2 separate regions of the Homo sapiens genome follow, and region 1 is linked to region 2. The links are chromatin loops, found by intact Hi-C in ENCODE. Cell type or tissue: CD4-positive, alpha-beta T cell. All regions are shown on one strand. Each heading gives the region's core, and the rest is flanking DNA. Links, peaks and the distances in the headings are about the cores only. Region 1 has its middle 42 kb from the start of NXNL2. Region 2 overlaps DAPK1 (death associated protein kinase 1).

What was found. Hi-C counts contacts between places; a loop is a spot of excess contacts. Peaks named below come from ENCODE experiments on the same cell type or tissue, not always from the same donor. Only the 100,000 strongest peaks of a DNase experiment are listed, where the experiment ranks them.
Region 1: it touches region 2 in a loop (29-fold over the local background); 24 of 110 quality-filtered maps call a loop at or near these places.

Annotation. Positions count from the first base shown.
Region 1 is chr9:88,568,844-88,585,212 of GRCh38, forward strand. It overlaps a transcript of NXNL2 not described here. Among named protein-coding and RNA genes, the nearest start is that of NXNL2, 42 kb to the left of the region's middle. In CD4-positive, alpha-beta T cell, for the core only: CTCF peaks have their summits at 9,826 (motif pointing left) and 10,026; a DNase peak (open chromatin) is centred at 9,828.
Region 2 is chr9:87,671,383-87,687,751 of GRCh38, forward strand. It overlaps DAPK1 (death associated protein kinase 1), which reads left to right. Exons shown (of 26, transcript NM_004938.4): 20 at 10,022-10,244; 21 at 15,169-15,357. Among named protein-coding and RNA genes, the nearest start is that of CTSL, 47 kb to the right of the region's middle. In CD4-positive, alpha-beta T cell, for the core only: CTCF peaks have their summits at 7,480 (motif pointing right) and 7,681; a DNase peak (open chromatin) is centred at 7,489.

The sequences.
Region 1 (16,369 bases), core at 5,254-13,253, 900 kb after region 2:
AACCCACTTGGTTACATTATGGAGGCTTTGATCCAGCAAGAAGATCTGAGATATCTTTTATTCAAATTTTGTTTTACATCTCTTGATGAATTTTTTTTTTTCTTGGACAACGCCTCACTCTCACCCAGGCTGGAGTACAGTGGCACAATCATGGCTCACTGCAGCCTCAACCTCTCAGGCTCAAGCGATATTTCCACTTCAGCCTCCTGAGTAGCTGGGAATACAGGCATGCACCGCCACACCAGGATAATTTTTTTGTATTTTTTTTGTAGAGACTGGGTTTCGCCATGTTGCCCAGGCTGGTCTCGTACTCCTGGTCTCAAATGGTCCTCCTGCCTTGGCCTCCCAAAATATTGGGATTACAGGCGTAAGCCACCATGCCTGGCCCACTTGCTGGAGTTTTAATGTTTTTTCCATACAAGTCTGCATGGCTTGTAACTTTTCACATATGTTGTTGCTGTTGCCATTGTAAAGATAATCCTTTCTTCCTTTTTTTTCTTCCTTCAAACTTTATATATAGAAAAGAAGTTCTGTGCAGTATGTAGTTTCTTGCCAGCAACCTTATTGTTTTTAAGGCATTTCAGTTGTATCTGGATTTCCCAAGCACATGGAGGTGCCATCTTTCAATTTTGCCTTCCTTAGTATAATTTTTCATCTCTTCGGGTTTTCTCTTGCCTTAAATTGACATTTAATAATGGCAGAGACATAATGAAAATATGTCTGATGTTTTGATATCAAGTTTAATACTTATTTTTGGTTTAAGATATGCTTTGTATCATAATATGCACTTATTGTTATTAAGTGTTTTAAAATTTTAATCAGGAATTCTGAATTTTTAAAGTGCCATTTTAGCTGTATGCAGACAATTATGTGGTTTTTTCTTCTTTGACTTATTAATATAGTGAATTGTGTTAATAGATTCTTAATTTGAATTTTCCTTGCATTCCTGTGGGATAAATTCTATTTGGCCATGATTTATTATTATTTTAATATGTTTTAGAATTAGATTTGCTAATATTTTATTTCGGTTATTTGCAGAGATTGTTTTTTGTATGCTATTTCTTCTGCACTTTTTGCCCCCAGATCTTGCCATTCCCAGCAATGTGCTGTCTTTTCTGCAGACCTCTGCAGGGCGCCTCATGTCTGCAAACCTCCATGCCCATTCAGGGCTTTGTCCACCCACCTGCGTAGTTTGCAGTGTACTCGGTGGTTTTTCATAGGGTGTCACTCTTGGTTTTGCTTGTTTTTATTTTTTTTTAATTAATTAATTTTTTTATTTTTATTTTTATTTTTGAGACAGAGTCTGGCTCTGTTGTCCAGGCTGGAGTGCAGGGGTGTGATCTCAGCCCACTGCAATATCTGCCTCCCAGGTTCAAGTGATTCTCTTGCCTCAGCCTCCCAAAAAGCTGGGATTACAGGCACGTGCCACCATGTCCGGCTAATTTTGGCATTTTCGTAGAGATGAGGTTTCACCATGTTGGCCAGGCTGATCTCAAATTCCAGACCTCAAGCGATCCCCATGCCTTGGCCTCCCAAAGTGCTGGGATTACAGGCGTGAGCCACCATGCCTGGCAGGTTTTACTTGTTTTTAATTTTCAAAGATGTACTTTCCTTTTTGGTGAATAGAATATGGAGATGTACTAGGTTTGAATCCTTTATTTAAATGCAAACTCCTGGGCAAGTTTGTTTACCTCATCATGCCTCAGTTTCCTCATTTGTAAAATGGAGATAATGATCACACCTATCTCATAAGGCTGTTGGGGGAATAGATGGATTGTGAATATATGCAGACTTCTTAAAAGGGCATCCAGCACGCAGCAAACATTATGTAAATGCTTGGTTCATTTGGTTAGCTTCAGAGAATCTCAGATTTAACAGGAAGAGCCCAATACTGGTTTTTGTTTTGTTTTGTTTTTTGAGATGGAGTCTCATTCTGTCGCCCAGGCCAGAGTGCAGTGGCGGGATCTTGGCTCACTGAAACTTCCGCCTCCTGGGTTCAAACGATTCTTCTCTGTCAGCCTCCTGAGTAGCTGGGATTACAGGAGTGCACCACCATGCCTGGCTAATTTTTGTATTTTCAGTAGAGACAGGGTTTCACCATGTTGGCCAGGCTGGTCTCAAACTCCTGACCTCAGGTGATCCACCCGAGTTGGCCTCCCAAAGTGCTGGGATTACAGGTGTGAGCCACCGGTGCCAGGTCCCCAATACTGTTTTGATGCTTTCTTTTCTTTTTTTTTTTTCAGACGGAGTCTCGCTCTGTTGCCCAGGCTGGAGTGCAGTGGCGTGATCTTAGCTCACTGCAACCTTTGCCTCCTGGGTTCAAGTGATTCTCTAGCCTTAGCCTCCTGAGCATCTGGGACTACAGGTGCGTGCCACCATGCCAGGCTAATTTTTTTTGTATTTTTAGTAGAGACAGGGTTTCACCATGTTGTCCAGGCTGATCTCGAACTCCTGACCTTCAGGTGATCCACTTGCCTCGACCTTCCAAGGTGCTGGGATTACATGTGTGAGCCACAGCTCCTGGCCCTGTTTTGATGCTTTCAAATGATCAGAGCTTGGAGCTATAGGTGCTTTGGAAGATGCCTCCACTGTGCAGGAAGAATGTTGAGGCCTGTACATGGGAAAATCTTAAATACCTTATTAATCTTAAAGCTAGCTGGCAGAATCAGAACTGATGTTTTATTTTCCTGTTGAAATTCTCTTTCTCTCCTACCACAATTTGGCTCTGGTAACTGTGCTGCGCGTGTGGAGTGGGCAGGGAATCTTGTGATTCCACCGTTGCTATGGCAAGAGCTCCTGTTTCCAAGCAAGGGTTGAATTAAACTAAATGGCAAGTTCCTGTGTCAGTAGGTTTAGTCCAGTCCTGTGTAATTCACCAAGAGCTTTGCTCCGTCAGGAGGAGGGGCCCAGTCCCACCATGAATCCTTGAACACCTGGGGGCATCTCACTGGGCAAGACGGGGGTTCAGGCCAGTCCTCCTCAGAATTGTGCCTTGCCCATTTAACGTCTCCACCGGAGACCTTCAGCCAGGAGAGCCAGGACCACATCTATTCAGAGAAACATTTTCACCATCAGAGGGCACGCAGGGAGGGGGTGGCCACACAGGGCCCATGTTTATCTCTTCCTTGAAGACTTGAGTGGCTTCTGGTCCCCAAACAAATGGAGAAGGTGAATAGGTGTCCCAAGGCTGAGGAGCACGTGCCCAGAGAAGGCGGTTTCTCCCTCCCTCAGTCCCCCATAGCCCACCTCCAGACAGAATGCATCTGATTCCTGTTGGCGTGTCCCTAAATAGCTGACCCCAAGTTCCGTTATAATAGCACTAGAACCTTTAACACTTTTGTTAGTGTTGTTTCTGGGGCGTGCACTCATTCATTCACTCGATTGTATTACTGGGGGCTTTCTCTATGCCAGCCCTTGTGCCTGCCCTTGGGACAAACATGTTCTGACTCTGTGGATGGGTGGAGTAGATCCTAGGTGGGGACAGCTCCTAGGGCTCTCCTGTGAACCTTTCTTCGGCCTCCCACCTATAGTAGGAAACGGGCCTGAAATGGGCCATGGGGGAGTATTCACAGAGCAGAAATCAGACAACACTTCTAAGTAGCGGCTCCTCCTGCAGCTGGGTGTTAAACATGCACAGTACACCCTGCAGGTAGTCACACATGTGACGAATGACGGGCCTTTGGAGACGCCCTCAGACTGGGTGAGCCGTGCCCCTACCAGGCGACATGCTCAGCAGCAGAAGCTCCTGCCGACCCCGGCAAAACACAGGGCGATCGGCCTGTGCTGCGACCCAGGTGTTGGGAGGTGAAGGGGGATCATGAGTATCCCTCTGAGGTGAGGCTGAGCCTCGCTTTAATGACGGACACCTTAGCTCTCCATCCCCCATGTCACCCTAAGAGTATCTGAGTTAGGAGAAGGAGGTCCGGCACTTTGACAGCACCCTGGATATTGTTCTTTAATCCTCCTGGTGAAGAGGCGCCCAAGACAGAGATGGATCTAACTCACGTGTGGCCGGGATGTGCTCACAGGCTGGTGCCATAAGCCTCAGTCTGTGTCCCACAAGAGGCCATTGTGCAGAGACTTTGCTGCCAGCACTGCAGCCTCTGTTCTGTACTGTTGAAATTAGCACCCTGTGTGGGCCTGGGTAATCTTGCTCAATCCCATTAATGTGTCCAATTAATATTGCCTGAAGGGCCGATTTACCTGTGGGCTAGGGAGTTCCCACCTGAGGGGCAATTACTAGCTTGCTATTGAACATTTATTGAAATTGTTCCTATGATTGATTGAAGGACATAAAATAGTCAATTTTTTTTTTTTTGAGACAAGGTCTTGCTCTGTCACCAAGGCTGGAGTGCAGTGGTAAGATCTCAGCTCATTGCAGCCTCTACCTCCTGGGTTCAGGCAGTCCTCCTACCTCAGCCTCCCGGAGAGCTGGGACTACAGGTATGCACCACCATGCTCAGCTAATTTTTGTATTTTTTGTAGAGAAGGCGTTTTGCCATGTTGTCCAGGTTGGTTTCGAACTCCTGGGCTCAAGTGATCCCCCTGCCTCAGCCTTCCAAAGTGCTGCGATTACACGCATGAGCCACTGTGCCTGGCCATACAGTAGTCTTGAAACCTGAAATACTCATACTATCTTGGGTGATATTGGAGAAATGCTCTAACAGAGATTGGTGCCCCAAAGAATTCCATAATAAAATGGACATGTTTTATATAGGATCATCACACTAGGGGATTGAAGAGAGTTACTCATTGCACTCACGAGCAAGTGGTTGAATGCATGGAAATGGTAGACTGGTGGTTGCCAAGAGCAGGAGGAGGGGAAATGGGGCACGGTTTTTAGTGGGTATGAAAATGTTCTGGAGATGGGTTGCCCAACAGTGCAGATATACTTACCACTGCTGAACTGTACACTAAAATGGTTAGGATGGTGTTATGTTATGAGCATTTTGCCACAATTTTAAAAAAGATCTGTATAGACAGTTCTCCAAAGAAAATACACAAGTGGTCAAAAAGTATGTGAAGAAGTGCTAAACGTTAGTAGTTATCAAATGAATGCAAATCAAAGGCACCGTGAGATACCACCTCCCTGCCACTAGCATGGATAGAATGAGAAAGACTGTTAATAACAAGTATTGGTGAGGATGTGGAGCCTCTGGAACATCTGTATTCCTGCTGGGATTGTAACATGGTGCAGCCTCTTTGTAAAACAGTTTAGTGGTTTCTTTAAAAAGTTAAATGTTTTCATATGGTCTAGCAATTCCACTCATATATATATACACCCAAGAGAACTGAAAACATATGCCCCAGAAAGGCATATACACAAATGTTCATAGCAGTATTATTCACCATTGTCAAACACTGGAAGCAACCCATATGTCTGTCAATTGATGAATGGATACACAAATGTGGTACCATACTGTAAACCAAAGAGTATCCGATACAAGTCTTGATCAATTTAGGAAGTTTATTTTGCCAAGGTTAAGGACATGCCTGTGACACAGCCTCAGGAGGTCCCGATGACATATGCCCAAGGTGGTCAGGGCACAGCTTAGTTTTATACATTTTAGGGAGACATGAGACATCAATCAATATATGTAAGATGTACATTGGTTTGGTCCAGAAAGGAGGGACAACTCGAAGCAAGGAGGGGGCTTCCAAGTCATAGGTAGATAAGAGACAAATGATTGCATTCTTTTGAGTTTCTGATTAGTTGTTCCAAAGGAAGCAATTAGATATGCATTTATGTCAGTGTGCAGAGAGATGATGTTGAGCTCTGTCTGTCCTTTGTCCACAGGAATTTCAGTAAGAAATAGGGCAGTGGAGATTTTGAGGTGGGGACTTCCTTATACAGCATATTTGGGGCTGGATCCTTAGGAAGAGGATTTTTAGCTGATCTGAATAGAGGGAAGGAGCCAGCTTGTTGGGGAGAGGAATGTTTTCCAGACTCGAATGGATTTTTGCGAAGACTGGAAACTTGCAGACGGCCAGGGGCGGGGGATCCTGGCAGGGGCCAGGTGGTCTGAGCACATGTGTTTGCAGATGTAGGGCCTGTCCCCACCATCCTGGGGGCATAACTCTAAGGACATTGCTGTTTTTCCAAAGGGCACACGTTGCATAACTTACTTTAAATAATTTCTTTTTGTAGGACTCTTTGATTTTGCAACTGCATTTTTAAGCTTAAGAGGAGGTCATTAAAAGATCTGGCACTAAGCTCACCCTCCCCTTCTTATTCCTTTGAAGCCATTGCTGTGAATTACGTGAGGGAAAGATATTGAAGAGGAGTTGGACACTCCGAGAGTGCAGCTGTTCTCCCCCCGCACCATCCGTGTCCTGCATTCTGCGAGTCTGTGCTCATTAACAATGTGCTGTGACCATGTGACTCAGCAATCCTGCTGCTGGGTATATACCCGAAAGAAAGGAAAAGGAAGCCAGTATATTGAAGAGGTATCTGCACCCCCATGTTTATTGCAGCACTGTTCACAACAGCCAAGATTTGGAAGCAACCTAAGTGTCCATCAACAGATGAATGGATAAAGAAAACGTGGTACATATACACAATGGAGTACTCTTCAGCCATTAAAAAAATGAGATTCTGTCATTTGCAATAATATAGATGGAAAAGGAGGCCCTTATGTGAAGTGAAATAAGCCAGGCACAGAAAGACAAACATCACATGTTCTCACTTATTTGTGGGATCTAATGATCAAAACAATTGAACTCTTGGACATAGAGAGTAGAAGGTTGGTTACCAGAAGCTGGAAAGGAAAGTGGGGTTGGGAGGAAGGTGGGAATGGTTAATAGGTACAAAAAAATACAAAGAATAAATAAGACCTAATATTTGATAGCACAACAGTGTGACTACTGTCAATAATCATTTAATTGTACATTTAAAAATAACTATAATTGCATTGTTTGTAACACAAAAGATAAATGCTTGAGGGGATGAATACTCCGATTCTTCATTATGTGATTATTATGCATTGCATGCCTGTATCAAAACATCTCATGTACCCCATAAATATACACACCTACTATGTACCCACAAAAATTAAAAATAAAAAAATTAGGCCAGGCACGGTGGCTCATACCTGTAATCCCAGCACTTTGGGAGACTGAGGCAGGTGAATCACGAGGTCAGGAGTTCGAGATCAGCCTGGCCAACATGGTGAAATCCCGTCTCTACTAAAAAATACAAAAGATTAGTTGGGTGTGGTGGTGGGCACCTGTAATCCCAGCTACTTGGGAGGCTGAAGCAGGAGAATTGCTTGAGCCCAGGAGACAGAGGTTACAGTGAGCCGAGATTGTGCCACTGCACTCCAGCCTGGGCGATGGAGCGAGACTCCGTCTCAAAAAGAAAACAAAACAAACAAACAAACAAACAAAATATTGAAAACCACAAACAAAAACCCAATGCGCCTGACTCTCCCGACATGTGAACCCACAGCGATGGACCTAGACTTCTCAAGGTTTCTCGACTCCTTTTATACCTGGTTCAACAGGTGGCTGCTTCTTTCTCACGTTGGGGACTCACACTTATGTGGTGGCCCTAGACCCCCAGCTCCCACGTGGGCCAGGTTTCCTCGTGATGTCCAAGGCCTCTTGAATTCTCCCCGTGCAGGGTGAGCAAAGACCTTGTCTGCTGAAGATAAAGTCTCCCAGGGGTGCTTGCTGAAGGAGGGAGAGAGACTTCCAGTTTGCTAGCAGGTGACAAGGGAGACATGTCTGCTCTCCTGAGGGGAGAAGGGGAAGAGGGAGAATGGCCAATGGAGGTGCGGGAGGGGCAGCTATTCCTCGGGGCCCACAAGCCTAGAAGGACAACTTGTGTCTTCTTGGCTGGGACTGCTCCCTTCTCCACCAGCCCCTCAAAGGGAAAGGGCAGAGCTTGTTTTCCTGGGACTATGGAGTAGACTACAGGCAGCCCGTAGCAGGGAGGTCGGCCCTGCTTTCCTCTGGGTTCTCTGGGACGTAAGAGCCTGAGCACCAGACACAGCCCCTGCCATGTTGCTGCCTGAGTGTCTCCATGAAGTGCTTCTTCTCGGCCATGCTTAAGGGGCTCCAACACTGTGTTCCCTGCAGCCTTATCCCCAACTGGGGTGAGCCACCACCCATAGAGTGGTAGGTAGGGGGGGTCCCAGCTCCCAACTCCCAAGCCCCAGGCTACTGCTTATGGCTGCCCTCAAGGTAGAGGGTGAGGGAGGGTCCTTGCGAGGTGTCCTGGCCATGAGGAGCAGAGAGGAAGCAGGGGAGTGGGGTGACCGTGCTGAAACAGGTTGAAGCACACACAGCTGCCGTCCAGAGAGGGAGGTCTGTCAGAGCCCCAGACAAGTGAGGGTTAAAAGTGCATGTATTTCTGAGCAATTCTTAGCATTAGGAAGAGGAATTAGCTCCCTGATTCCTTTCCTGGATGCTTATTTCTACTGCTCATGGATGGGGTGTGTGTGTTTGTGACTGGGCGGGGGGGGCGGCATGAGACCATCAGGTGTTTGTGATGCACCCCCGGGCAGGGGTGAGAACAGCCCTGCACAGACAATGGACACGGTGGCCTCTGTTCCAGGTGAGCATGTCTACGGTCCTAAGAGAACTGCAGGTGCCAGCTCAGGCTGCCTCACATGATACCACAGGCTGGGGGCTCAAATGGCAGACATTCATTCTCTCACTGTTCTGAAGGCTGAAGATCTAGGTGCTGTCAAATCTGGTTTCTGATGAAGGCCTGCTTCCTGGCTTGTGGACACTGTGTCCTCACATGGCCTTTCCTCTGTGCTTATGTGGAGAGAGAAAGAGAGAGAGAGAGAGAGAGAGAAGAGAGCGAGCGAGCGCAGCACCGTGCATCTGTTCCTCTTCTTCTAAGGATGCATCGTCATATTGAATCAGGGACTTACTTATGACCTCATTTCAAAAGTGTGAGTCTCTAATCCAATATGTCCTTCCAAGTGCCATTTATAAGCCATATCGGGATTTAGGGCATCAACATATGAACTACGGGCACATGATCCTGTCCATAACAAGAATCCTGGGTGGTTGGGAGTCATCAGTGCCTAGAAACCCTGGGTCCAGCGGTGGGTCTGGCAGCAAGAGCAGTGTCCTGCTGTGGGACCCGCCCCTAGGCGCAGGCCCCTGCCGTTATATTCAGTCCTCATGGCACTCTGTGTCCAGTGTCTTCACGGTTGAAGTGGATCCATGGAGAAATTGGGAAGACTTCACGTGAAATGACTGAGAATTTGGGAAATGTCGCTATGAAAACAAGTTAAGAGTGGGGTGGTAGAGGGCACCCCTGGCAATGTCCTCAAGTATACAAAGTGCAGGCGCTGTTAATCTCCAAGAGAAAATGGAGTTCCATCACAACCAAAATAACTGGACGCAGGATAAGAGACACCTGTCCTCAAGGCGAGGGTTCCCGGACCCCAGGTGGGCTGCGCTGGACCCCAGGTGGAGACGGGCACAGCGGCTCCCAGGGGTACAAATCTTCCTTGCCTGAAGCAGTCCCTGCCGGTCCTGGAGTGGTCCGTGACACCTGGTCAGGATCTTTGCAGTTGGACAAATGTGTGAATTTGGATACAAGCAATGCAGAAAAACAGGTATCTACTGATCTGGCTTCTTTCTTTCATTTTAGTAATAAAATTTATTTGGTAATCAGTTACTTATCAATTACAGGACATTTGGGAAATAAACATAATCTGCCACCCCGCCACTCAGGGTTGGCTGTTGCCGCTGGCTGTGTATTTTCTTTTCCCTCCGGTTGGATTTCAGGTTGGGAAGTCCGGTCCGGCTGGTCAGCCAGGAGCCGCCGGCCCGGCCTACCAACTGCTCCACACTGCCCCCTCGTGGTCATCTGCTAGGCAGCAGGCTCCGACCTCCGGAAGGCTGGGCGCTCAGCCCCATCTCCTGACTTCCTTAGGGCACAGGAACTGGTGGAGCTCAGCCTCGACTGGGGCTCAGACATTGTCCACAGGCCTTTCTGAGCAACCTGGACTCCATACAGGGAACTGATTCACGGGGAAAGGGCTGGCCACGTTCAAGGATGCCCAGGCCATCTGGGGAGCAGTGGATGGAGCAGGGGACCTTGAAGTTGGAGAAGTAGGCGCTGGTGGGCGGCCTACATCTTTGTCTATGTGACAGCCACTCTGCTCCCCGCCCAGGAACTTGCAAAGGATGAACTGGACATGGGGATCACAGGAAAGTCTCGATTTCTTGCTGATTAAGTGGGTGGGTTGTCAGAACACCAAAATATGGGGGCACGCTGGCCAATGTAAAACGTTTGTCCTCCCAGAGGCACACTGGTGGCCTCTCTGCCCTTTCCTCCTGTCTTCACTACCCCACTGATGCCGCCTTTCATAACCCGAGACTCTGACACTGCAGCATGTGGTTTGGCTGATCTTGACTTTCTCAGCAGGAGATGGAACTCAGCTAAACATGGCTCTCTTGGTTGCGGGAGGCCCCTGCAATCCGGAATGCCTGAAGGACGGGGGGCTTCCTGACCTCTTCTAGTTACAGGACCCACGGGGTGGAGTCAGGTGTGGCCTGACTAGGGATTGGGTGCTGTGGCAGGACTCATTTCTGCAGCTTCAGGGCTGGCTTCTTGCTGGGACAGACTCCCTCCTGGCAGCAGCTGGTCACAGAGGTAGCTTTGGTCCCCATTGAGCTTATTCAAGTCCAGTGGAGGTGGGGCTGGTTGTGACAGCCTCCTGATGCTTAAGCCAAACGCTCAGAATTAAGTCTACTTCCTGCTGTCACATGCCCTCTGTGGAGTGTCACCAGGGCCAAGGAGACTGAATATGCTGCTGGGTAGGCTTGGGCCACACACCTCTTTTCTAGGGCTGGAGTTAGCAGCTCCTTCCCCAGAGTCTTATGACTGCGAGTCAAGGGAAAAATAAACTCCGCAATGAAAACCCGGGGTGAGAGAAGGGGGTGAGTGGGTTATGCAGGGTGGCCCCAAACAAATGTCCACCATATGGCTATCTCTTAACCTTCTGAGGGCTGGTAGCCAAATGAATTAAAAAATGATGGGAGGGCGCGGTGGCTCACGCCTGTAATCCCAGCAATTTTGGAGGCTGAGGAGGGTGGATCACGAGGTCAGGAGATCGAGACCCTCCTGACTAACACGGTGAAATCCTATCTCTACTAAAAAAAATAATAATGCAAAAAAATTAGCCGGGTGTGGTGGCACACGCCTGTAGTCCTAGCTACTCAGGAGGCTGAGGCAGGAGAATCGCTTGAACTGGGAGGCAGAGGTTGCAGTGAGCCAAGATCGCGCCATTGCACGCTAGCCTGGGTGACAGAGCAAGACTCCATCTCAAAAAAAAAAAATTCTTTTTTTTTTTTTTTTTGAGATGGAGTTTCACTCTTGTTGCCCAGGCTGGAGTACAGTGGTGAAATCTCAGCTCACTACAACTTCTACTTCCTGGGTTCAAGTGATTCTTCTGCCTCAGCCTCCCAAGTAGCTGGGATTACAGGCACCAGCCACCAGGCCTGGCTAATTTTTTGTATTTTTAGTAGAGATGGGATTTCACCATGTTGGCCAGGCTGGTGTCGAACTCCTGACCTCAGGTGATCCACCTGCCTCGGTCTTCCAAAGTGCTAGGATTACCTTGCCTGGCCAAAATTGATCATTTCTTTCCCACTAAATTTAAAGAACATAGATGTCAGCCAACAGTGGTGGGAGCTTCTCTCTTTTTTTTTCTCTTCTTGTTAAATTTTAAAGAGATTTTATTCTTTACTTTTTAAACTTGATTTTGAAATAAGTTGGAACTTAAAGTTGCAAAAACAGTACAAAAATTTTCTGTATGCCTTACCCCAGTTTCCCCAGTGTTTACACCTCACATAATTATGTTAAGATAGTCAATCCCAGGGACTTAGCATTGATGCAGTACTGTTAACGAATCCACCCATGCTCTTCAGATTTCATCCATGGCCCCACTGATGTCTTTCTCTGATCCAGGACCCAGTCCAATATCTCATGCTGTATTTAAGTCATCAAATGTCCTTGGTCTCTTTTAGTCTGGAATGGTTCCACAACTTTTCTTTGTCTCTAATGACCTTCAGACTTTTTTTAAAGAGTACTGGCCATGATTTTGTGGCACGTTCCTCCTGATTAAATGTAGCTTATGCATTATTTTTTGCAAGAATATCATAAGAGTGACGTGGTATCCTCCTCAGTGTGTGGTATCAGAGGGCACATAAGGCCAGTATGTGGCATGACTGATGATGCTAACCCGGCTCACCTGGTGAAGGTGCTGTGTGCAGCTTTCTCCTCGGGGCAGTTGCTATTTTTCCCTATGTAATTAATCTGTATCTCCATACCGGCCTTTTCATGCACTGACTCACAGTGTCTGCCAAGTTAAGTCTTTTAGCTGCTGTCCCAGCCACTGCCTTGGAAGGAGCTTCTGTCTGCAGCTACCCACTGCAAGAAATGGGCGAAGCCTATTTGGAGCTTCACTGAAACCAAGAGGACAAAGCTGGCTGGGGGTCCACAAGGAGTTCCTCATCAATGACCTCCAACACCCAGTGTGTCCAAAGACAAAGGCAATGCTACCACTTTTGGGGGGAGTTTGGCAATAGTGAGCATGAGTAATTTTAAATGAAGCAACCACTTTTTCTTTTTTTTTTTTGAGATGGAGTTTCGCTCTTGTTGCCCAGGCTGCAGGAGTGCAATGGCGTGATCTCAGCTCACCACAACCTCTGCCTCGTAGGTTCAAGCGATTCTCCCGCCTCAGCCGCCTCAGCCTCCCGAGTAGCTGCAATTACAGGCATGCGCCTGCATGTGCCACCATGCCTGGCTAATTTTGTATTTTTAGTGGAGACGGGGTTTCTCCATGTTCGTCAGGCTGGTCTCAAACACCCGACCTCAGGTGATCCGCCCACCTCGGCCTCCCAAAGTGTTGGGATTACAGGCGTGAGCCACTGCACCCGGCTGCAACCACTTTCTTAACCCATTTATTTGTGACTGTGTTGTTTCCAGATCAGTAAGAACATATTGTGGAATGGACTTTGCTGCACATAAGTACTTGCTGATGTCTATGCTTTTCTCTACAGTTGAGAAGGTTCTGTTTTTCAAGGTGAGCCTAACCATGGGCAAGATGACCACATTTGTGGCCGGTTCTGGTGGCTGCAGCCCATGGAGAGGAGTGGTTTTGGCACATCTCCTTATGGACTTCGGCTTCCTCTCCTGTCACCACTCCCCACCCCAGAGCTCATTCGGGGTTCTCATTCACTACTTCTGTCATTCCTCACCTGGCTTCTGGAAGAATATTTGAGTTGCAGGAGGTTTTGCTACTCTCTAGTCCTATATTTGTACAAAGAAATGGAATTTTGTTTGGGAAGGGGAGGATGTTCTTCATTAGAAAAGCAGTCTAGACCTGGGTGCAGTGGCTCACGCCTGTAATCCCAGCACTTTGTGAGGCCGAGGTGGGCGGATCACGAGGTCAGACCATCCTGGCTAACACGGTGAAACCCTGTCTCTGCTAAAAATACAAAAAATTAGCTGGGCATGGTGGCGGGCGCCTGTAGTCCCAGCTACTCGGGAGGCTGAGGCAGGAGAATGGTGTGAACCCGGGAGGCGGAGCTTGCAGTGAGCCGAGATCGCACCACTGCACTCCAGCCTGGGCGACAGAGAGAGACTTCATCTCAAAAAAATAAAAAAATGAAAAAAAAGAAAAGCAGTCTAAGTTGGGAGATTGCACCATTAGCAAGTATTAAGCACTATTTGCTGCATAGCAAAATATCTCAAAACTTAGAGGCTTAAAACAATCCTTCCTTCCTTCCTTCCTTTCTTCCTTCCTTCCTTCCTCCCTCCTCCCCTCCCTCCCTCCCTCTCTCTCTTTCTTTCTTTCTTCTTTCTTTCTTCTTTTGACAGTCTTGCTCTGTCACCCAGGGTGGAGCACAGTGGCACGATCTTGGCTCACTGCAACCTCCACCTCCTGGGTTCAAGCAATTCTTGTGCCTTAGCCTCCTGAGTAGCTGGGATTACAGATATGTGCCCCACACCCAGCTAATTTTTGTATTTTTAGTAGAGATGGGGCTTTGCCATGTTGGCCAGGCTGGTCTCGAACTCCTGACCTCAAGGGATCCTCCCGCCTTGGCCTCCCAAAGTGCTGGGATTACAGGTATGAGCCACTGAGCCTGGCCCAACGATACCCCTTTTCTTTGGTTTACTAGTCTAGGAGTTGGTTGGGCATTTCTTCTAGTTTGGGCCAGCTTGATGGTCTCTACTGGACAATTCCATGTGTCTGTGGCCAGTGGGCAGCCAGGCAGCTAGGACACCTTGATGCTGCTCTCTGTGGCCTCTTATCCCCTGGCAGGCCCGACTGGGCTCATTCCCATGGTGGTTTTGGGATTCTAAGCCTGTGCAGCACTGTTCAAGTCTCTGCTTCTGCGGCATTTGTTACCGCTGCACTGCAAACGTGGATGAAAGCCCTAATGCGTGGCATGCTCGTGGAGACCCACTCAGTGTTATCTTCTTAGTTCCTTTGGAATATCAGGGTTCACTCTTTCAGCAGGGCACAACTTCCAAGAGTGAGAGGGAATGTTCTCTGAATTCCTCCAATCCATAGCTCACTCTTCTTAGGTCGAGCAGGAATAATGGTATTTGACGCTGCATGGTAATCTGGCCCTAAAGTGGATTTCCATCACCCCGCTGGTCTCTGGTCAGCATCTGAGGGGTCTGACTGTTCACGGGTGACTCCACCCTACACAGACACCCCCGCTTTGGGGGCATGAAATCTTAGGATGGTGCTGAGATTGTGCTGCTCTGATGCTTTGGGATGAAAGCTAGACTTTGGTCGTGGTGGTGGTGGTTTATCATTGCTGTGGATTGAATTGTGTCCTGCATTTACCAAATTCATATGTTGAAGCCCTCACGCCCAATGTGATTGTGTCTGGAGACAAGGTCTGTAGAATGCAATTAGGGTTAAATGTGTCACAGGGTAGCCCTAATCTGATATGACTGTGGTCTTATAAGGAGAGGAAGAGAAAGAGCTTCTTTTCTCTCCACCATGTGAGAACACACTGAGAAGGCACTTGTCTGCAAGCCAGGAAGAGAACCCTTGCCAGGAACCAAATCAGCTGACACCTTGATGTGGACTTCCCTACCTCTAGAACTATGAGAAAGTAATTTTCTTTTATCTGTAAGCCACTCAGTCAATGGTATTTTGTTTCAGCAGCCGGAGCCAACTAATACATGCGGCCACCTTCTCTCCATGCCTGCACTTTCTGTTCCAAGCCATCTGGTGGAAGCAATCCAATTGCCTGCAGAATCATCCGAAAGCATCACTGGGAAGAAGCTGGTGGAACTAAGAAGCAATTCTTTAGCCTGACAGCCAGTCTGTTTTTAGTATTTCTAAACATGAAATCATCTCAGAAGAAGCCAAGGGCTGTCGAGGTGATTTGCCTGAGGTCCTACAACTCATCACTGACTGTGTTTGGAGGAAGGAAGTAATTAACTATAAATGTGATTATAAGGGTGGGGCCTTAATCTGATAGGACCAGTGTCCTTATAAGAACAGGAAGTGTGTGCGTTCACTGAGGAAAAGCCATGCAAGAACACAAAGAGAAGGCGGCTGTCTGCAAGCCTGGAGGAGAGCTCTGCCTAGAAACTAATCCTGCCGGGCATCTTAATCTTGGAATTCCAGCCTCCAGAACAGTGAGAAATAAATGTCTGTTGTTTAAACTACTCAGCCTGTGGTATTTTGTTATGACAGCCTGAACGAAAAAATACAGTCACTTAATGTCCAGAGAGAAAAAACATGTTTGAAGCTAAGAAACCATCCACTCAGGGAGGATCAGTCATCAATCCTCCTGAGTCTGAGCCATCTGAGCTATCAGCCCAAGTTCCTAGAGGCTCTAAGGACAGGGGAGTTCACCTGTGGCTAGTCTCCTGAGCTACAATGAGGTATGGGGTGTGGGTGTGTATTTTCTCCTGTTGCATTTCCGTTTTTTTTTTTTTTTACATGAAGTTTCACTGTGATGCCCAGGCTGGAGTGCAGTGGCACAATCTGGGCTCACTGCAATATCCACTTTCCGAGTTCAAGCAATTCTCCTGCCTCAGCCTCCCGAGTAGCTGGGATTACAGGCACACGCCACCATGCCCAGCTAATTTTTGTCTTTTTGGTAGAGATGGGGTTTTACCATGTTGGCCAGGCTGGCCTCAAACTCCTGACCTCAAGTGATCTGCCTGACTTGGCCTCCCAAAGTGTTGGGATTACAGGCGTGAGCCACCATGCCTTGCCTCTCCTGTTGTATTTCTAAGTCAGTTCAGAAATGGGTCCTGAAGAAGAGGGTGAAGGGTTAGAGGCAACAGCTTCAGCTCTATTTGAAATCTTAATTCATGACATCTCGTTTCTGAATGGTGAGACATAAAGATCACCACTTACAT
Region 2 (16,369 bases), core at 3,425-11,424:
TTTTATAGTTTATAAAATAGAAAAAACTATAAAATACAAAATATTATTTTGTGTTTTACCATTATCCTGTGGTCTTTTTCTCTAAAGGAGAGGTCAAGGAAAAGAATAGTCACCTTTTTTTTCTTTGTTTTTTTTTGAGATGAGGTCTTGCTCTGCGGCTCAGGCTGGAGTGCAGTGGCATAGTCAGGGCTCACTGCAGCGTCAAACTCCTGGGCTCCGGTGATCCTCTTGCCTCAGCCTCCCAAGTAGCTAGGACTACAGGCACGTCAGACACGTGTCTCCACACCCACCTGGCTAATTTTTAACATTTGTATTAGCAACTATGTCTCAATACATTGCCCAGGCTGTCTCTAACTCCTGGCTTTTAGTGATCTTCCTACTCTGGCCTCCCAAAGCAGTGGGATTACAGGCGTGAGCCACTGCACCTGGTCAGAATAGTCATCTTAATGCCCTAATTAAAGGACAACATCCCCCTTAGCACCCAGAGTCCAGTGAAAAGTCCCCCCTCATCTTTATGTAGAAGCAAAGTACAGAGTAGTGCCTAAGAGCAGAGACTGGAGGTCAGATGGCCTGGGATCCAACTCCAGCTCCGCCACGCTCTAGCTAGGTGAGCTAGCAAGCTGTTCAACAGCTCTGTGCCTCAGTGTCCCCGCTTGTCAAATGGTTGAGTCAGCTGCTACCTCCCACGACCGTGATAAGGGTTGGATGGGTCGATGTAGATGATGTCCCTTGCACACTGCCTGCACACAGTAAGCACCACGTGTTTCCTGTTATTGTTGGAACCCCGCAGACCACTCTGGAACAGCTGTGAGGTGCAGCAGTGGCCCCTGTGGCTGGGCACCCTGAGTGTCATTTGTGATGACAGCCACCATTGAGCGCTCAGTGTGTGTGGTGGGCACTGTGATTTTACAACACACAGTTTGTAAAGGTTTACAGAGGGGAATGTTGCTGCAGGAAACCTGGATTCAAAGAGGTGAGCAACATACTAATCAGTGCAGACCTGAGGTCCTGACCTGACCTGGAAATACCTGTGATCTGCTTTTAATCAATGGGCTCGGGGGGCTCCAGGGCAGATTCCTGGCCTGATGGGATATGTCCTTTCCACACTGGCTGCTGTACCTGTGCTGAGCCACCTGCTTTGTAGTGCACAGGGATCTCCTTCCCATGGGGAGGCCCAGGGTTCTAATTCCCTCAGAATCTTCTAGATGCTGTGTTCAAGGAGTCCCTGGAATTTGTTTGTCTTCATCATCCCTCAGTGGGCTCTTGACGTTAGCCCCTGATTAGCCATAATGGGAGGAGTTGTCTGCCAAGCATTGCTAATTGCGGTCTTTCTTCCTTGTGTATGAATATAAATCCCCATGCAAGTAACTGCTTGGCACCTGGGCACACCCGGTACTGGAATTTGGTTATTGGAAATGACTGAGCTGTCGCGGCAGCTTCCTTGGAGAATGCATCGCTGAGGATTGTGGGGAGCCCAGAAGCAGGCAATGCCTGTGGAGGACACCAGGAAGGGGACTGACCTGCAGTTCTAACTTGGGTCACCTGGAGGAGGAGACAATCGGGTACATGATCGGGGAGGGGAAGGGAAAGAAGAAGTCATTCACCCTGCAGAGCATCTTAGGACCATTTTCCTTTCCATGTCATTTCTCCTTGATATTCCCCAGTGTTTCTCACTGGGTGCTGTTGGCAGTTTGGGTGACTGGGAGGCCCTGTCCTTGCAGGATGTTTCTTGTCCCTGGCCTCCAAGCATCTAACATGCTAGCATTCCCTACAGCCATATTGTGAAAACCAAAAGAATCCCTCCACACATTTTCTCTCAACCCCTAGGGTGCTACCACACTCTGCAAGAACCACTGCAGGTTGATCCAAAGCGCTGTCCTGGGGAGAGGTCTGTATCTGGGACAGCTGAGGATGGTGGCCCTACATTGCCTGCCATTTTATTTGGTTTCCAAATGGGCCAATTGAGCAAAAGAAATACTTTCTATCTACGCTGTCAGCTTTCATCAGTTGACATTGCCTAGCAATGTGTCTTTAAACTATATTTGCTAGGGAAGCAATGGGATTTGGCATCTGGAAATAGAACCAAAATCATCCTGTTTGCCCGCAGCAGTGGAAGATGTGCAGGGGAGAGGGACTGGCTGTTTTGATCACTGGAGAGTTCAAGGGGCAGGAGACTGAAGACTGCTGAGGCCAAGGCTACAGCTCTTGGGGAAGAAGGAACCTGGGGCAGGGCTGAGCTGCATGGGATCGACTCTGACGCACCTCCACATTAAGTGAACTCGGGCAGTAGTGTGCAGGAGCCTCTGGTGCTGTCCCTGAGCGCCGAGCTTGTTTTCCCAACCTGGTGACATCACATGGGAGTCTTGAAATCAGCCAGGGAGGGAGCATTTGCACCACAGGAATCAGCAAATGCTAGAGATGAAGTCTGCTTCTCCCTACCAAAGGTTGTTGATAGGTTCATCATTGCTTTGGGGGTCCCTGAGAGCCCGCGCTTGGCTGTAGGTACCACCTTATCACAGAGGGAAGTTGTACCTTCTACTTCCTTGCGCTCAGTCAGTAACAGAGCCCTGGGCAGCTGTCCAAACCTGCCTGAGGACTGTGTTGTTGCTCAGCCAAACCCAGTTCTCCTTCTAGAAGAAAGGAGGGACCCCTTCTATGGGAAAGGGGTTGATCTAGATTTTTATATCAGCACCCATTTTTACTATAATCACTGCAAGTTCCATTCTTATCTGATTTTAAAATAAGAATTTCAAGGGGGTTGAGGAGTTGGCTTATTTTTATTTTGTTTGGCCATCCTTCTAATCAGATTTTCCGTAAGCCTGAAATTAAAAGTAGGCTGGGTGCGGTGGCTCACGCCTGTAATCCCAGCACTTTGGGAGGCTGAGGCAGGCAGATCACCTGAGGTCAGTAGTTGAAAACCAGCCTGGCCAACATGGTGAAACCCCGTCTCTACAAAAAAAATTAAAATTAAAATTAAAATAAATTAGCCAGAGATGGTGGTGTGTGCCTGTAGTCCCAGCTACTCGGGAGGCTGAGGCAGTAGAATCGCTTGAACCCAGGAGGTGGAGGTTGCAGTGCACTGAGATCATGCCACTGCATTCCAGCCTGGGTGACAGAGTAAGACTCTGTCTCAAAAAAAAAAAAAAAAAAAAAAAAAGTAGTTTGCTTTTACTAAACCTAAGACCCAACAGTGAAGAAAGGTGGCCAGGAATATTTTGAAAAATGAAAACAATTGGGGAGTTGCCCAGATTGAAAAATTCACCACCTGTAAACTGCATTTGCGTAATTAAAAGTTGCTGCACCATCCGTGCAGTCTCACTGCACCCTGCCACATGGGCAAGGCCACATCGCCTCTCAGTGCTCTTATCTGGCCTTCCCAGACCGTGAATGGTCTTCCCCATCAGCTTGCTAATGTTTAGTCTTCTTGTCTGATGAGAAAGTGAAAGCTAAGTTGCTAGGGAGAAAACAGTACTGGAAGAAAGAAAAGTAGAAACTAGGAGATTTACCAGGGCTTCAAAGAGCAACACAGTTACCAAATAACATTCATTCACTCACACACTGAAAAGATATTTCCAGTGTCTACTGTAAGAGCTGTTCTAGGCACTGCAGAGACCACAGTGAACAAAATCGGCAGAACCCAGCCAAGAAACCGATAAGAAAAATGTGTAAGTCAGGTCAAGGGGTGGCAAACAATGGCCTACAACCCACTGCCTGCTTCTGTAAATAAAGTTTTATTGAGACACAGCTACACACTCTTGTCTGTGCCTGGTGTTCCTACATGGCAGAGTTGAGTTGCCACAGAGACCATCTGGCCCTCTACAGAAAGGGTTGCTGCCTCCTGGGGTAGGTGCCATGCAGGGAATTGAAACAGGATGAAGTGAGATGAGAGGATGGTGGAGTCTACTTTCACCTGGCTGATGAGGACCTCTCTGATGTGACACTGAAACCAAGACCTGAAGGGCAAGAAGAAGGAAGCAGCCCGAGGAAGGGCTGGAGGAAGACAGAGGAATAGGGAGTGCAAGGGGCCGGGTAGTGAAGGGTTGGAGGAGCTCAAGCATAAAACAACAAAGAAGGAGGGTAACTGGGCTAGGGTCAGAGGATGTACCTGGGTGTGCAGGCAGAGAACAATGCCCGACATGACCCGAGAGGCGGCACAGCTCTATAGACCTTACCCAGCGGGTGAGGAGTTTGGGTTTGGGCCAAGTGCAGGCAGGTGTGAGATCTGCCTTAGGTTTAGGAATTCTCCCGGCTGCTCAGACTGGAGCCTCAGGGTCAGGATGGGGAGCAGAGGGACCTGATAGGAGGTGATCTTGGCAGCCAGGGGAGATGTGACGGTGCTTGGACTGGGGCTGTCCAGGCTCTATTACTTAGTGAGCCTTGGGCAAGAATACCAGGGAGGCTCCTACTCCTGTGTAAATATTTAAAGGATGTGATTAGAGCTAATACAGGTAAATACATTCTACCCTACACACACACACACACACACACACACACACACACACACACACACACACCCTTATGACCACCTGGAAGGTTCTGAGTCAGAATTCTGCGCTCCTTGGAGTTCGGTTCTGCCTCCTCCTCTCCCCAGCCTGGTCTCGCCCTGACTGCAGGAGGTCTTGCCCACACCCTGGATGCCCCAGGTCTCCTGAGTACCCTCCAGCCACACCCACAGACCTAGGGGACACACACTGGAGAGCACTTCAAACCATGAGCCAAAAATGTCGGTGGCACCATAGTCCCCTCTCCTCTCCCCTAGAGGTGTTGGCTGCACATGGCTCCCACCTGGCCCAGCCAGGGAGGGCCCGACCAGCCTGGGCTTCGTGCCAGCCAGGTCTCAGGGTTGTCTTGTAACTTGTGTTAAACACACACTGTGTAAGGACTACTGAACTCCCCCTCCAAATAAATCAGTCTTCCTAGCACCTTCTAGACCTGGCCTGGAGCCCTCTCTGAGTTGGAGATAGATCATTACGTGGATGAAAGCTGCTTTCCCAGGGAGAGGCCTCTGCGCCACAACCCGTCCCTACCCGCCATCTGGTAGTGAAACGTGAAAACGTGCCTCCACCAATGAGGGAGATATATTCGGATGTGCTTAGATTCCCCAAGGTTCTTAGTGAGCAGGACGAGGGGTCATCTGCCAGGATCAGCTGAGATTTTCTTGTGAAGGGAAATACCCGAGGATATTTTGCTTTTCTTTGCCTTTCAAGATGATGGTGAATTCTGTAAGTCTAGATCAGCGCAGTTTCCTGGCCTCTCTTCCCAAAGACTTGGTGAAGGGTGAGTGGGCACATCTTGGCCAAGGCTGACAGCTCCTGGTGGAGGGGAAGGGGGTGCACCAAGGACAGGTGCACTCCAATATTTCACTCCAAAGGGTGCCCTATTCAGGAAGTGCCTTCCGAGTGGGATGCACTGTGAGGGGCCCTCCTTGGATGGTCCTCAGTGCTGTGGGGTTCACCTTCAATGTGCACATCCCTGTCTGTTCCTGTCTCCTCTGCTTCTGAGGAACCTGCCACCTCCCTTTCAGTGTCCAGCAGTGGGAGGAAGACCTGGTAGTGAGTTCTGGCTTTGCTCTGTCACCTTGGGCAAGTGCCTTGGCCTCTCCAAGCCTCAATTTCCTCATCCGAAAGGGAGGAGGATGGCATTAACCACAAAGGTTCCTTGGAGGTTTTCATAGGGAATGTGAGTGAAGGCATAGCATGAGCTGGAAGGCGCCGTGCACGTGGAAGTTACTGCTGCAGACAGGAAACACATCTGTCTCAACTCCTCCTGCTGCCTCCTCCCTCCTTCTCCATTTATTGTGCTGGCCCATGAAACAGGCAGATTGCCAGGAGCTTCTGAACCAGCATTGCCCTGCGTGGAATTTGAAGGAGTGAGCTGGACTGTCAGTACAGGGAAGTCACAGGCATAGCTTGCCCTCATACACAGGAGCAAGTCAGCCTGCAGGTTCAGTCGCTTCTAGAAGCCTCTCACAGGGGCAGCGGTGTCTGTAGTTGACCATGGTTCGAGTCTCCTGAGAGTGGAAGGGCCTGTGGGATTCCTGCAGAAGGAATGAGCTTGCCCCATTCCTGCAGACAGGACAGACGTGTGTGCTGAAGCTCAAAGTGTCAAGATCCACAGGCACAAAACAGGAAGAAAGAGCTGCAGGCAGATTCATGGCACAGTTTCTTTACCAAAATGGGGGCACCCGGGATCCAGTGACTGGATTTAACCAGGAGCAGTTTTCTGCCTTCCCCTGGTCTCAGATGAAGCAGACTCGGGCCGGTACCAAGAATCTCTGTGTGGCAGGAGCTGCGTTCAGGGAATAGATGGGGAAGTTTGCATCTACCCTGTGGGATGCTCACCATGGAAGGTGACCACTGCTCAGCACAGTGGACGCAGCTCAGGTGCTCATGCATGGCATGGTGTGGGTATAGCCTTGGACTCACAAGGAAGACCCAGGGCTGCTGCGGAAGGCTGGAGTAGGCTGGGAGGTGGAATTGCTCCAGGGTCGGTGGCAGCGCGGCAGCATGGGCGCACCTGGTGCACGTGGCGCTGGGGACAATTCAGAGCCCCATTCCTTCCAGCCTGACAGGTGCCACCCCCAATGAGTAACTCCTCATAATAGAATCTGTCCAGCTTTTTTGCTGATTCAGGTAATCAGTCAGGGACATTGCTATCAAGACCCCCAGTCCTTTCCTTTCCCTTTGGTGCTCTGTCTCTGAACCTGTTGGGATTTGAGGTCAGAAGAAAACACCAGAGTACAGACCACCTCGTGTTCTACAGATCATGGTTTGGTGCCGTGGCCTCCACCCCAGCTGCCCCAGCATTTTACAACACACCTTGTGTCACGCTCCCTTGTAGAATTTATAGACAGGGACGCACCTACTACACAGATAGTTTCAAAAGATCAGTAGCATGCCCTAACTGTAATATAACACAGACCTTGTGGGAGCATGCGCATAGTGAAATATGCTGGATGTCAGCATGCATGTGCTAGGACACAGGCAGGAGGAGGCTGGGAAACCCAGCAGGTCCCTGCACTCACGCACAGGATCACTGAGTGCAACCCCCACAGACGCCCACGGACACTGGAGGGCTGGGATGGCAGCTCCAGCACCACAGCAGCGTGCTGAGCTGATGTCCAGAAATCGGAGACAGCACTCAGCAAAGATAAAAGGAAAAAAGCAAAGTGTAGTTATTTGCCAATCTATAAAATAGCAGCATTCGTGGATAACTCAGTATATATTAAATACTGCCCCCAAAACCCTGTGGATGATGTGTAAAATGTAGTTAAGTTCTCAGCTCAGATGATTGTAAACAGGCTTTTCCCCTATATAAATGCTCATCAGATGCTCAGAAGTCAGGGGACCCAGGAGAATTCTTCGCTGTGAGGGGCATTTTGTTACAGGGTGTCTGGACACCCAGCGTCTGGCTGCAGGAATATCCCCTCAACATTGTGGGAACTAAAATGCCACCTCAGATTTCCACAGTGCCCACCAGGGGTCAGTATAGTTCCTGTTGAGGAAGTCTGGTCCTGGCTTAGGAATTGCAAATGGAAATAGGAAAATCAAAGCCTTCAGGAGAGTTATGTATGAGATTGTAGCAATGCAGTTATAACAGCAAAAGTAACACTGGCTTTTGCTGCTGGAAGAGATCAGGAGATCAGAAGTAAGTGAGCGCCTCCCAGGATTTAGAACTGAAGGAATGGTCCCGCCAGGTGTAGATCACATGGAGGTGCCCTTGCGTGGGTCCCTCTGAGTTCTGTCATTTATATGACACTGGTTTATGGCGATTCTACACCTGCCAGGGCTGGGAATTCCGTCTGTCCCCGCAGATGGGCTCCTGGTCTAGAAGGGAGAGCACCCCATAATTACAGGTCGGGGGTCACCATGGAGAGCCACACATGGTGGGAAGAAGCAACCAGGAGGAGATGGCAGGCAAGACAGGTTTTGTGGGTTTGTGGGAACCCACAAAGCAGGTTAAAGCAGAGGGGGTCCTCCTGGGTAAGGGTGAGGAAGAGGCTTCAGGCTGCACCTCACGGCTCCAAACAGGTCCTTGTTAGGGAGCAGGGCAGGAGTGGTGGGAAGGGATGGTGGCCTGTGAGGGGGTGTGACACCAGGGTGGCATGGTCAGAGCCACATCACGTAAACCTTGAGCAGGTTCCCTTGGGTGCACTGAACGCCTTGCCTACACTATCCTGTTAAAAGCTCTTACTTGGTATTAGATGTGAAATTGTTCACATGTCTGTATCTCCCCAAGACCATGGATCTGGGCTGAATCTAGATTTTCCTGTTGTCCGCACTGCGCTTAGCATGGGGTTGGAGGGCCTCCCTAAATGCTGGTTGATGAATGAAGGAGTGAGTGAGTAGCGAACTATTTCATTCTGTGGAGCCTCCTGCTTCTCCATATCAGATGGAAAAAGAAGAAAGTAATGAGGATATTGTGTTCCCAGCCCCCTCTGCAGCATGGAGCTTGTACGTTGGAGTGCCCCTTCTCTCATCCTCTTGTCCCATTACTGCCCTAAAGGATCCAGACACCTCCACACAGAGAGGGACAGATGCTCTTGCTGGTCAGACAGGGCTGATCCTATTTCATGATTAAATCGAAGGCTTCTACCTTTCTTCATCTCCTGGCTTTCCATTTTCTTTCAGCCTCTTAATTGATTAGGGTAAATTTTTGATTATCCTTTTTATTTTATGTGTTTAGTAATATATTAATATTTTAAAATTTATTTATTTATTTATTTATTTATTTTTCTTTTGAGACGGAGTCTCACTTTGTCACCCAGGCTGGAGTGCAGTGGCGTGATCTCCGCTCACTGCAAGCTCCACCTCCGAGGTTCACACCATTCTCCTGCCTCAGCCTCCCGAGTAGCTGGGACTACAGGCTCCCGCCACCACGCCCGGCTAATTTTTTGTATTTTCGGTAGAGACGGGGTTTCACCATGTTAGCCAGGATGGTCTCCATCTCCTGACCCTGGTGATCCATGTGCCTCAGCCTCCCAAAGTGCTGGGATTACAGGCGTGAGCCACCGCACCCGATTTGTTGTAGGTCTGTTCCTAGGCTTCTTAGGTTGTCATGTGGTTGAAACCAAAAGTGATGGTAGATATTTTTAATACTCACATACAGGTGACATTGCCATGAAGTTAAATCAAAAGTGCTAGTAGCTATTTAACAGTAAGATAAGGTTCCTATTCCAGACCTACAGTTATGAAGTGGACATTTGGGCCATCCAATTATGTTTTTCTGATAAATTTCTAAATAAAGTGTGGGGGTCACACACACACACACGCGCACACACACACACACACATTGAAGGCTTCACAGTTGCTCCATCCAACTTGTCATGCATCAAAATGCAATGGAAATAGGCAGATTCTTAGAGACAGAAAACATCTCTATGGTTGCCAGGGGCTGAGCAAAGAGGGGAATGAATGGCAAGTGACTGCTCACGGGTACAGAGCTTCCTTTTGGGGGTGACACAAATGTTCTGGAAGGAGACAGCAGTGATGGTCCTGCAGCACTGAAAATACACTAAAAGCCTCTGAATTTCACAGTTGAAAATGGTGACTTTGATGTTATGTGAATTTTACCTGAATTTTCAAAGTTTTCATTGGAGATAGAAATAAACATACCGCCAGGCACGGTGGCTCACACCTGTAATCCCAGCACTTTGGGAGGCCAAGGCGGGCGGATCACCTGAGGTCGGGAGTTCGAGACCAGCCTAACCAACATGGAAAAACCCTGTCTCTACTAAAAACACAAAATTAGCTGGGCATGGTGGCTCATGCCTGTAATCCCAGCTACTCGGGAGGCTGAGGCAGGAGAATCGCTTGAACCCAGAAGGCAGAGGTTGCGGTGAGCTGAGATCGTGCCATTGCACTCCAGTCTGGGCAACAAGAGTGAAACTCCGTCTCAAAAAAGAAAAAAAGAAACATATCTTCAGCATGGGTAAAAACTGCACACCGGGGATTAGGAATCTTGAGAATCATTATTTGCCTCTTTTTCTGTCACTCACTGGCTCTTTCTCATCCATGCTCAGGATACGCACCGAGGACTCTTCATCCAGCAGCTCCGACCCACACAGAACCTGCAGCCAAGAATTAAGCTCAAGCTGTTTGGCCACTCGGGATCCGGGAAAACCACCCTTGTAGAATCTCTCAAGTGTGGGCTGCTGAGGAGCTTTTTCAGAAGGCGTCGGCCCAGACTGTCTTCCACCAACTCCAGCAGGTTCCCACCTTCACCCCTGGCTTCTAAGCCCACAGGTAGGAACCTCCATGCTGGCCCCGTCTCTCCAGCAGGTGTTGGCTTCCGCACTCTCTCCTTTCAAGGTCTAGGGGGGAAGGGAGTTGTGTTTGGGTCACTTGGCCTATACTGGACCCTGTGGCCTTAGTGGTTTTCAGGTCCAGGTTGGCTGGTAGCCTTGTGTGTGCTGCCTGTTGTCCAGCAGTAACAGACTGACTTGGCAGTAGCAAAACAAGGGCCTCACTGAAATCACAGCCACAGACACAAAGGTCCATCCTCATAAATGTGCAAACTGCAGAATTTGCACAGTCAGCTTTGGGGACACAGTTGCAAATTGCATTGCATTCTACTCAGGGCTCTGGCCTTAGAGACAAAAAGAGCTCAAACTCAAACAGTCCAAGCATAGCACAGATCCAATAGCAGCCCAAGAAGGGTCCTCAACCCTTATCCTTCTTTCTGGAGTGCTACAGGCAGACCCAGTATTGTAGATACATAGAGCAACAAAAAGGGATTTCCAGGAAGCACCATCCTGCTCAGTTCAAGGTTGGATAGAGGTTTCCAGAGGCTCCTTAGTGGTTTTCAGGGATGGTCTCTCTGGTCACATCCACCCTCCTTGGGAACGTTTGCTGCCTTCCGGGCCTTCCACAGACAGGGTTATTGATTCACATTAGGGGGCTGTCACGAAACACCTGGCAGTGAGCAAGAGAAAATGATGCAATCTTGGGTGTGATTCCAACTGAATCCTCCTTTAGACAGAGCGAGTGAGTTTGTGGAAAGATAAGAGACCTTCCAAGAGTTTCCTAAACCAGGACAGTTTTGTGCTTTGTGCCTTGATTCATTCTCTGTATATGATGTCACAGAAGAGCCAGGTCTGTTCCCCAGGTTGATGCTAAAGTTTGTGTTTCTCTTACGTCCCCTCAGTGAGGGAGGACGCTGGGGAGCATGGGTAGCTGCGGAGAGTTGGCTGAGATTTATATTCCCTTTTCAACTTCTGTTCTCTGAACACAGCTATAGAATTGAAATGAGGAGAAGAAAGAATAACCAAAACAGAGTTATAATTCATATTATTATATTGCTGATACATATGTCAATATTTATAGAGTACTGTGTGCCAGGAACTGGAAGAAATATGGTCTGAAGGACGCCTCATTTAATCCAAGTGACAGCTTCCGAGGTGTTTTTACCGCTATTTCCCTGCAGCCTTGAGGGGTCAGTTGGCTTCTCTGAGGCGCACAGGTGGCAAATCCCAGAACATCTGGTGCCTGAGCCAGTGCTTGTCAATAACACCCTGCATAAGGAATTCACAGGCACACCTTTCCATTTTCCAGTGTGATTTTTTTGTTTTTTGTCTTTGCATATTAAGTTAAATGTTATTACAAAAGAGTCAAAACTTTAAAAAATTTAAAAGTAGATAATGGAAAAAATGTGACAGAAGGTTAAGATTAATTTATTATTAAAGAAAAAAATTTATTTTATTTATTTTTTTTTTTTTTTGAGATGGAGTCTCGCTCTGTTGCCCAGGCTGGAGTGCAGTGGTGTGATCTCGGCTCACTGCAACCTCCGCCTCCTGGGTTCAAGTGATTCTCCTGCCTCAGCCTCCCAGGTGGCTGGGACTACAGGTGCATGCCACCACACCAGGCTAACTTTTGTATTTTTAGTAGAGACGAGGTTTCACCATATTGGCCAGGCTGGTCTCAGACTCCTGACCTTGTGATCCACCTGCCTCGGCCTCCCAAAGTGCTGGGATTACAGGCGTGAGCCACCGCACCTGGCCTCCAGTGTGATTTCTGCTCTAGTTGAGGATTTAAGTGGGGTTCAGTTGCTCCCTTAGAGGGAGGCAGCACGCTCCTGCTGTGGTTAAGGGCACTGCAGCCTGAACCTCTGTGGTTAGGAGGGTGGGATATGAGAGAGAGAGAGAGGTCATGAGCTCATGATCTGGAAAGTTTGCAAGGCCTAAGTGGGTGTGCAGATGATGCCCAGGAGCCCCCATTGTGGAGTCCTGGGAGTCACCTGTGGCTCTGCCCTTGGCCTCAGAGGTGAGGTATCCATGGCCTTGCTTCTCCTCAGTATCTGTGTCTGGTCTTTGCAGCAGGTTCCTGGTGAAGGGTGGCTCTGGGTGACCCTTTTTCTGCACGCCCCACCATGGGGGGAGCATCTTTAGCCAGGGATCGGGGAGGGGGTCCTGGCGCGGGGGCAGAAGCCCCTCTGCATGAGAGCCCTAAGGTGCAGGCACACCAGCTGCTTTCAGCCCAGCCGTGGGGTCTGGGGAGGAGGCAGCTGTCCTGGTCCCTGGGCCCCCACAGTCAGTGCCGCCTGCCCCTGGTGGAGGAAGTGTGCGCTGGTGGTTGCCCCTGAAGCCTGGTGGCTGAGGGATCCCTGGGCAGGAGGCATAGCTCGGCAGCTGGACTTGGAGGTGGATGAGACAGACAAGATGCCCCCATCCCTGGACTGGGCGGGTCACCAGGCACTTGCTGCCCTCACAGCTTGTACATCAGCATCAGACAGCGCCCGGGAAATGCAGAGCAGGGCACAAGCACAGGGCACCGCGAGGGCGGCCTGGGGAGATTGGACTTTGGCAGAGGGTATGTGTGTTGGGGGCCAACGGAGCAGCGTGGCTTTGTTAGACACCCGAGGAACTGCCGCTCCTGAGCATGCCTCCAGGGACTGGGCCTGGTTCCTGAAGCAGCAACACTGTCACCTGCCAGGGGGCACTGCTCGTGCCTGGCAGGCCGTGCTGGGGTCTCTTTCAGGCCAGGGCTCTGGACACCAGTGACCTCTCCTAGAATTGTCAGGCCCTTTTCCCTTCAATGAGAGAGATGCCTACATGGCAACATTTATATCATCAGACAGCAAGAAGTTTGCTTTTAGAATTTTGGCCCTTTTCCACTGCCGTTCTCTTGAGAACGCTGGAGGCCAAGGCTGAGCTCCCAGCCAGGAGACCGGACGGGGTCCCCTCGAAGTTTTCTGTTGCACACATCACTCAGCTGTGGGGACACTGAGGGTTGTGGCTGTTGAGCTGTGGGAAGGAAAACATCCAAGGTCATAGGAGGCATGAATGTCCAGGAAGAGTATTTGAAGAAGCCATTCCTATTCCCGCGGAGAGGAGCCTGCGGGAGGAATTCCCGGTGACCAGGTAAAGTGGGTCTCCTGGGAGCCGTCACGTTACACCGCCAGGGGGCAGTAGCTAACAAAAATGATTTCCTGGGATTTCGGTGCTTCCCCATGAAATTATTGTTTTCATAACACCTTGTACAAAGCCTGTCCTAACCTTTTATCCTCCCAACGAAAACTGTCACCGAGGAGCAGGAATGACTGCCATTTACCAACGTCTGCTCTCATTAAGCACAGGGCCACATGCCACTAAAAGAAGGCTTGTTCCTGACAGGCAGGCACCCAGACACAAATTCCAGGTCACAGGGAAGTGGACAGACCCATTCTTGGGCAACCCAGCAGCTTTTGCAGGCTGGGATTAACAATATGCAGAGAAATACACTAAAATGGCAGCTATGTTGACATCAAGACTTACATCATTTTGCTTTTGTTTTCTATTTACATTCCTATCTGCCAACTTTCCTACAGAAATAGAATATGTGTTGGTGTTTTTAAGAATAAATCTTGCCCTCCTAGTGCCCTTTCTCCTTTCCCTGTACCTAATCCTGCCCTTAGGATCCACTTTTCTTCTCCTCATCCCCTCCGTTGGATACCCCCATTATCCATGTCCAAAGTCTTAACTCTTTGGTCTTTAAGTAAGGGATTACCTTGGTGTTTGGATCGCCTGTTTTAAAGTCAGATACCCAGGTGAAATGGTCACTTCTTTAGTGCCTCGCAATGTCTATTGTATTAATGGTAAACCAATGGTACTGCAGTTAAGATCAATGAATCCCTTCTCCAATGCAATTCGTTCACCAAGTTCTTACAGAGCACTCTCTGTGGGCCCTGGGTCACAGCCCTGACCAGAAAGGCAGCTTCTGCCTGCACAAGCCTGGTGGGAGAGACGGGGAGCAGGGCAGGCCAGTGAGTAACTGAGACAGTGAGGAAGCACAGGCTCTATGCCTAAACGCAGGGGACCCAGACTCTGTTATTCAGCTCCCGTACAACACCCACAAGTTCACCATTGTTTACATAATGTTTCCTTTAAACTGACTCACTTTTTAAAATGTACTAAAATACATTGATTTGAAAATGAAAGTTAATATCCCTATCATAAATGGGAACCCAGTGTCACTGCCATAAGTAAAAATAAATGCAGTGAACAGCAACCAATGTGAATAAAATCCCGCTAAACGCCAATGCCCACACCCTCTTCATTAAAAGGGAAGATGAGCAGGTGTTGAGGAAATGCTAAAATCGGAAGGCCTCAAGTGGAGACTCGCTGCAAGAACAACTGAAAGGCCTTCAAGGGAATTTCAAAAAGGAGTAGCTTTCACAGTGTGTGATTCAGCATTATTTAATGCTATGGCCTGCTACTGTCTGAAATCATTTTCCATTTAACCTGCAATAATAATCTCATGTGCAAGAGAGAGAAGTCGCTCAGTGGGAGCTGGAGGAAGACAGAGACTGCGAGTATCAGCAAAGTAGCAGGAAGTGAGAAGGGAAGAAACCCGACCTCTGCCCTCCCACCCTCTCCACAGCCTCCCGTTGGCTGACCCTAAGCAGAAATCACATGGCAAGCCAGCCTAGAGACACAATCCCTAGGACCAGCCACCCGGGCAACAGGGCGGGGCAGAAAAGGTTGTGGGGAGGTAGAGCAAGCGGAAAAGCCCACAGCCTTGCTGGGAACACTGCTGCCCTGCACGTGTGAGGGCAGACACACTCAGCCTGAAGCCAGAGTTGGGGTGGGGACAGAGGCGTGCTCCAGAAAAGGAAACCTCAGGGCCAGCCTGGGAGGGAGACAGGCACACGCTGCCCCCATCGAGTACTCATGTGATCCTTTCCATCCTGCAGTCTCAGTGAGCATCAACAACCTGTACCCAGGCTGCGAGAACGTGAGTGTGAGGAGCCGCAGCATGATGTTCGAGCCGGGTCTTACCAAAGGGATGCTGGAGGTGTTTGTGGCCCCGACCCACCACCCGCACTGCTCGGCCGATGACCAGTCCACCAAGGCCATCGACATCCAGAACGCTTATTTGAATGGTATGCCCTGCCTGCCCCAAGGGAAGGACCTCAGGTTTCCCTTCAACAGGGTTGTAAGTCATCCCTAAAGGGAGCTTGTCCTGAGCTGTATCTGTCACTTCCAGAAGGAAATCCAACACAGACTGATATTCAGAGTGAGCCAGGACTGAAGCATGGCTGGCTACCATCCCTAAACAGTGAAATTAAACACTGGGGTATTGTCAGCGCCTAGTAAAGCACTTGGCATACAGTAAGTGCTTGATAAATGACTGTGGAGTAAATTAATAATATTTGTACATATTTATGGGGTACGTGTGATATTTCATTGCGTGTATAGAATGTGTATGTAATGATCAAGTCACATTATGTGAGGTGTCCGTCACTTTGAGTTTTTATCATTTCTATGTGTTGGGAACATTTCAAGTCCTCTCTTCTAGCTATTTTGAAAAATACAACGCATTGTTAACTATAGTCACCCTATTCTGCTATTGAACACTGGAATGTATTTCTTCTATCTAACTGCATGTTTGTACCCATTAACCAACCTATCTTCATTCCCCTCTCCACACACACACACAGCCTTCCCAGTCTCTGGTATCTATCATTCTACTCCCTACCTCCATAAAATCAACTTTTTTAGCTCCCACATGTGAATGAGAACATGCAGTATTTATCTTTCTGTGCCTGGGTTATTTGACTTAACATAATGACCTCCAGTTCTATCCATGTTGCTGCAAATGACGTGATTTCATTCTGTTTTATGTCTGTGCATAAATAGTGTTCTGTTATGTGTATACCACGTTTTCTTTATTCATTTGTTCCTTGATGGACACTTAGGTCAATTCCGTATCTTTGCTATTGTGAATAGTGCTGAAGTAAACATGGGCGTGCACGTATCCCTTTGATATACTGATTTCCTTTCCTTTGGAAAAATGCACAGTAGTGGAATTACTAGATCATATGTTAGCTCAATTTTTAGTCTTTTTGAGAAATCTCCATGCTATTTTCCATAATAACTGTACTAATTTATATT